Linked DNA regions of Homo sapiens: region 2 is linked to region 1. A link is an interaction called in ENCODE POLR2A ChIA-PET data of the cell type or tissue named here. Cell type or tissue: GM12878. All regions are shown on one strand. Each heading gives the region's core, and the rest is flanking DNA. Links, peaks and the distances in the headings are about the cores only.

Region 1 (3,021 bases), core at 310-2,809:
CCCACACCGCAGTACAGTCAGGGCCTGAGGGGGCTCCCTTAACCTGGGAATCACAGGCCACAAATGAGCAGTCAAATGATTCGACCCCTAAACATATTTGATTTGGCTCTTAGTGGTTTTCCAACATTTTGAATTTGTAGGCAACATTTTTAAATCAGGAGATTTCATGAGAAATATATATCCAAGCACTTGGATTTCTGGCTTCTCTGGAAAAGCCAGGAGCTCTGAATATTGGGCCTGTAGTTTGGCATGTGAACAGGTCCACTAGAGCTGATTGGACTGCCTCTGGCTTACCCCAGACCCCTCCCTGCCCTACCCACTGGCCTTTTTCTGGAGGTTCCTCCCCCCCCACCCCTAGGTGCCCTTTTAAAGGTTTAGAATTTCCAAGCCACAGTCTTTCTTGTTTTCTGATGTGTATTTTTCAGTTACTTTAGAAAGTGGAGAGGAAGGTCTCCCTACCTAGGTAGGGAGTCTCTGCTCATCATTCTTTCATAGCACTTGGGAACTGATGCAGAACCTCTTCTTCACTACTTCATTCTGTTCCCACAGTCACTGGGAGAAGTTGGAGTAAGGACTTCTGAAACCCCCAGTGTGGGTCCTGAAGAATGTGTAGGAGTGAGACTGTGCATGGTGGCTCACGCCTGTAATCCCAGCACTTTGGGAGGCTGAGGCGGGCGGATCACTTGAGGTCAGGAGTTTGAGCACAGCCTGGCCAACATGGTGAAACCTCATCTCTACTAAAAATATAAAAATGAGCTTGGCGTGGTGGCAGGCGCCTGTAGTCCCAACTATTCAGGAGGCTGAGCCAGGAGAATAGCTTGAACCCGGGAGGCGGAGGTTGCAGTGAACCTTGTGCCACTGTACTCCAGCCTGGGCAACAGAGCAAGACTCTGTCTCAAAAACGAAAACAAAAAAGGGCTGGGCACAGTGGCTCAAGTCTGTAATCCCAGCATTTCGGGAGGCCGAGGTGGGCAGATCACCTGAGGTCAGGAGTTTGAGACCAGCCTGGCCAACATGGTAAAACCCCGTCTCTTCTAAAAATACAAATATTAGTTGGGTGTGGTGGCACACACCTGTAGTCCTCCCAGCTTCTCGGGAGGCTGAGGCAGGAGAATCACTTGAGCCTGGGAGGCAGAGGTTGCAGTGAGCCGAGATCAGGCCACTGCATTCCAGTCTGGGAGAGAGTAGTGAGACTCTGTCTCAAAAAAAAAAAAAAAAAAAAAAAAAAAGAATGTATAGGGTTGTGTCTCAGATGAGCAAACTGAGGTTAAGTGACTTGTCTGAGGTTACCCACAATTAAGTGTTGGTGCCCAGCCCAGAGCTGTGGTTCTAAGTCATTTCTCCAGCAACTGCTAAGTGGGGGAGACAGAGTTTTTCAAGGCACAGGTATCTTTAGGCCTGTTGCTAGCTGCTTGCCTAGAAAGAGGAGTGGTTCAGAGGAGCCTCTGAATCAACTCAGAAAGTAAAAAATGACTTTCTATGGTTTCCCAGCAAGAAAGCAGAGTTGAAAACTGCAATGTAAGAAAAGTAGGCTGCGATGGAAATGGAGCCAAAGCCCAGGGCTGGGGAGACCACGAAGTTTTGTGGGACTTGCTTTTCAGGAAGGAGGGGGCGGGCCAGGCCAGGCTGCCTTGAGCTGTCCAGCGTAAATCACAAAGAGGAGTGAGAACTGCTTTTCTGACTTTTTCCCACAGTGGCCATTGCCTGGAGCCTATAGGAAGGTCCAGCTGAGAATAGCCTCCTCCCTAACAGTTTTCCCAAGCTCCTAAATCTCTCCCTCACCCCAGTCCCAGGAGCTTCGCAGGAGGAGGTTCTGAGAGCCAAGGGACCCTCCTCTGCTACTGGGCACATCCTCTGTAAACAGCCACTTAGGTGTTTATACTTAGAGCGGATTGCTAGTGCCAAGTGCCTACCTATCATGCATTGGCCCAGTCTGTGTTAAACCCCACTCTGTGCTCATTGTCAGAGGTTAGATTTCCTGAAAAACAGTCTCAGAGACGTATTAGGGAGTGCTCTTTTGTCAGTCAACACTTGTGGCAAGGAAGGAAACAGGATAGAGCAGAAGGAGAGGTTGGGCTGCCGTAAGATCTCAAGCAAGGCTCGCTGAGCCCCTGAGGAGGCTCTGGACCTGGGATGGCCCTTCAAATGCATCCAGAAGTGAGGCAGAGGAGTGGGTCTCTAGATTCCTATATGGGGCTGCCCTTGGAAGGAGGTGTGGCTTTGGGCAAGGTGGCTCTTTTCAGTAGAGGAAATTCCCCTAAGTGGGCTGATATCTGAGGATACAGCTGGGAAAATAACTCTTTCATTCCTGCAGGAGGATCTGGGCAGCACATCATCGTATCCACCTCATGCGGTATGATGCCAAGTGCTCTACATAGATTAACTCATTGGATTTTCATGGCAACCCTGTAAGAGGTAGGGACTATTGTTATCCCCATTTTATAGACAAGGAAGCTGAGAGGTTAGGTTCTTTGCAAGGGAGAAGTGGAACCAAGATTTGAAACTAAGAAGTGTGCATTATTTTTGCGGTAGAAAGAGAGAGAGGGAGAAGCAGAAGAAGAGGAGGAGGAGGATAAAAGGAAAGATGAGAAGGAAGGATGAAACAAAAGAGGAAGAAGAGGGTTGTATAAACAGCACTGTGGGCAACCCTTGTAGCTATGACCATAGCTACAAGTCCAAGGAAGCTCCAGAGCAAGCAAGGACATTTGATCCTCAGGTCAGTATTGGGTCAGTCCCATTGGGTCCACCCAAACTAAAGGGTGTGGGCAATAATTCAGAAAAGGCCTTAGGTCTGAGGCAGGTGGGCAAAGGAAGAATATGGCACAGCCTCCCCCAAACCTCCCCTGAGCCATCAGAGAGACAGGGGAGTTATGAATTATAAAACTCTTCCAAACAAGGAAAATGTGATTCTGTTGTTGTAGAAAAGTTTGCTTGGCTTTAAAGTTCAAGGATGCTGCCCAGGTTTGCCCTCAGCCTTTTGACAATTTGCAGAACTAGTGGCTCCCAGCGTAAGGTCCATTG
Region 2 (2,751 bases), core at 252-2,751, 71 kb before region 1:
GTGCAAGAGCTGATCTGCCCTGAGCTTGCTCAGGCAGGCAGCACATGGAAGAAGTGGTCCTCCTGAGCCCCACTCTGAGATTTCAGCTGCAGAAAGCCCCAGGAGGGAAGGGTGAATAGAAGCAGAATGGACAGGAGAGGCTGGGTGCTGGGGATGGACACTGTTCCTCTCTCCACCTTGACCTCCTCTCGCCTCCAAAGGTTTGAAGTGCACTGAGGCAGAGGGGAGGCGGCAGTGCCTGTTACTATCATTAAGATCTGTGTGGCAACTTCTCTTGGCCTCCTCTCTTTAGTTACCTCCTGTCACCTCCTCCAAAAAGCCTTGGTTATCCACCTCCCCCAACCACTTTCCTCTAAGCTTCTCACAGAGAATTAATCATGTCCTCATCTTTGTTTTTAAGGAACAAATAACGATGTTAGCTACCTACCACTCACTGAGTACTTAGTGGTGAAGACTTGGCATATCTTATTACATATAATCCTCATAAATCAGCATTTGAAGCAGGGATTATTATTCCAGCTTTGTCGATGAGCAAACTTCTGTTCAAGAGTTGAATGATATGCTCAACATCACAAAACTAGAAGTTGCAGACTTTCAGACCCAGAACTGCCTGATTCCAAAGCCCAGCTCTTATTCACAATTTCACACTCCACTTTATCAACCACTAAGGGCCCCCTACACCAACTTTCTTGATAAAGTGGGACTCACAGACTTTCATTCATTTGTTCATTTATTTAACACATGCTATAAAGTACCTATGTACTAGCATTGTATTGCGGTTGCAAAAATGAATAAGACCAAGTCATGGCCCTGTCTTCGGGGAGAACAGACTCACAAATAGATAGTTGCAAGGCAATATGTTGAAGCCTGGTAGAGGCGTGCATGAAGCTCTGAGGGAGTGTGAGTCACTGCACCCAACCTGGGGGGGAGCACGTCATCCACTTCATCTCTGTCTCCTCTAAAAGGCAACCAAGTCCTCTCAGAAATGATTGCCAACAGTCCCAAGTTTATTCTTATCTCAGAGAAAGGGGCCAATGATGCTACATTAGTTATTCCTATCATTGTTAATAACTTTAATATTTATATTCCAAATCATTTCCTTGCACATTATCTTTGCTGAATCACCTACATCTCTGTAAAGTAGATGAGGTACATATTATTCCCATTTCCCAGACAGGTAAAACCAAGGTCTAGAGAAATAACTCCCTTTCGTAATGTGACAAGAGGGTAAGAACATTAGCTAAAGTGGACCCTCTACATCTTTGCCGCATTTATCCTAGTAACTTGGAACCAGAAGCTTACGTGGGGTGGAGGTGACAGCAAGCATGAGGAGTTCACCCTGGAGCACATTTTCCAAAGGGTTTTGTCTCCAATGGCTGTTTAATGCATTGGCACAACAGTTATTAGAAGCACATTTTAAAAATGTTAGAAGCTGTATGAAGACCTTGAGATATGTTTCAAGGGCAGAGAGTGATGCCTTTTTTACTATGACTGCTTCCCATACACTGAAAGCAGGCTGTGTCCACACCCACACCTTGCTGCATCTGAGAACAAGTTGGCCCCTGCCCAGGCTGGACAACCTGTCAGGGTTGCAAGCTGCCAGTGTTCACAGAAAATGGAGTGAACATCCTTGGAATTTGCAGATACCTTCACATGGAAGGCTTTTTAAAGTGGTACCTCCTTTGAAACTCAGAAGCTTATAAAGAAAACTTCTTCAGCAGCTGTTTTACAGAGTTTTTTGACTTTAAAAACTTTCCCGCCCCTTCCTTTTAAGAGCGACTACGAGAAAGTTGACGTACTGAGTCTTCTCTCAGATTACAAGAGGAAGCCTCCACATGGGAAGCCTAGCAGTTGTCTGGAATGCTGTGACTTATGACTCTTCTGTAGTCATATGTCACATAGGAACTCTGCCGGAAAAAGAGTTCTGACTGGCATCAGGCCAGTGCCCCTCTGGGACAAAGCTTCCAGAGGAAGGAGCAGGCAGCAATCTTTGCTGATCTGCAACCTCCACTGGTGATACCCAGGTGAACAGGGCTTGGAGTGGATCTCCAGCAAACTGCAGTAGACCTGCAGAAGAGGGGCCTCAGTGTTAGAAGAAAAATAAACAAACAGAAAGCAAATACAACAACAACAACAACATCAACAAAAAAGACACCCCCCCCCCCCCCGGCAACAAATACCCCATCCAAAGGTCATCAGCCTCAAAGATCAAAGGTAGATAAATCCGGGAAGATGAGGAAAAACCTGTGCAAAAAGCTGAAAATTCCAAATGCCAAAATGCCTCTTCTCCTCCAAATGATCTCAACACATCTCCAGCAAGGGCACAAAACTGGATGAAGAATGAGATTGACGAATTGACAGAAGTAGGCTTCAGAAGGTGGGTAATAACAAACTCCTTTGAGCTAAAGGTACGTGTTCTAACCCAAAGGAAGGAAGTTAAAAACCTTGATAAAATGTTCCAGGACCTGCTAACTAGAATAACCAGTTTAGAGAGGAATATAAATGACCTCAATAAATCCTCAATAAAATACTGGCAAACTGAATCCAGCAGCACATCAAAAAGCTTATCCACCACAATCAAGTCAGCTTCATCCCTGGGATGCAAGGCTGGTTCAACATACATAAATCAATAAACGCAACATATCACATAAACAGAACCAATGACAATAACCACATGATTATCTCAATAGATGCAGAAAAGGCCTTCAATAAAATTCAACATCCTTTTATGTTAAAAGCTCTCAATAAACT

What was found. ChIA-PET counts read pairs that join two places held together with the same protein. Peaks named below come from ENCODE experiments on the same cell type or tissue, not always from the same donor. Only the 100,000 strongest peaks of a DNase experiment are listed, where the experiment ranks them.
Region 2: POLR2A ChIA-PET joins it to region 1 with 5 read pairs; 6 of 35 experiments call an interaction of 5 or more read pairs at or near these places.

Annotation. Positions count from the first base shown.
Region 1 is chr11:86,502,589-86,505,609 of GRCh38, reverse strand. All of the region lies in intron 5 of ME3 (malic enzyme 3), which reads left to right. Among named protein-coding and RNA genes, the nearest start is that of CCDC81, 130 kb to the right of the region's middle. RefSeq lists silencers at 1,301-1,370, 1,507-1,707. In GM12878, for the core only: no CTCF peak of the experiment used is centred there; a DNase peak (open chromatin) is centred at 1,349.
Region 2 is chr11:86,573,815-86,576,565 of GRCh38, reverse strand. The region is part of intron 2 of ME3 (malic enzyme 3); the gene reads left to right. Among named protein-coding and RNA genes, the nearest start is that of ME3, 97 kb to the left of the region's middle. In GM12878, for the core only: no CTCF peak of the experiment used is centred there; no DNase peak of the experiment used is centred there.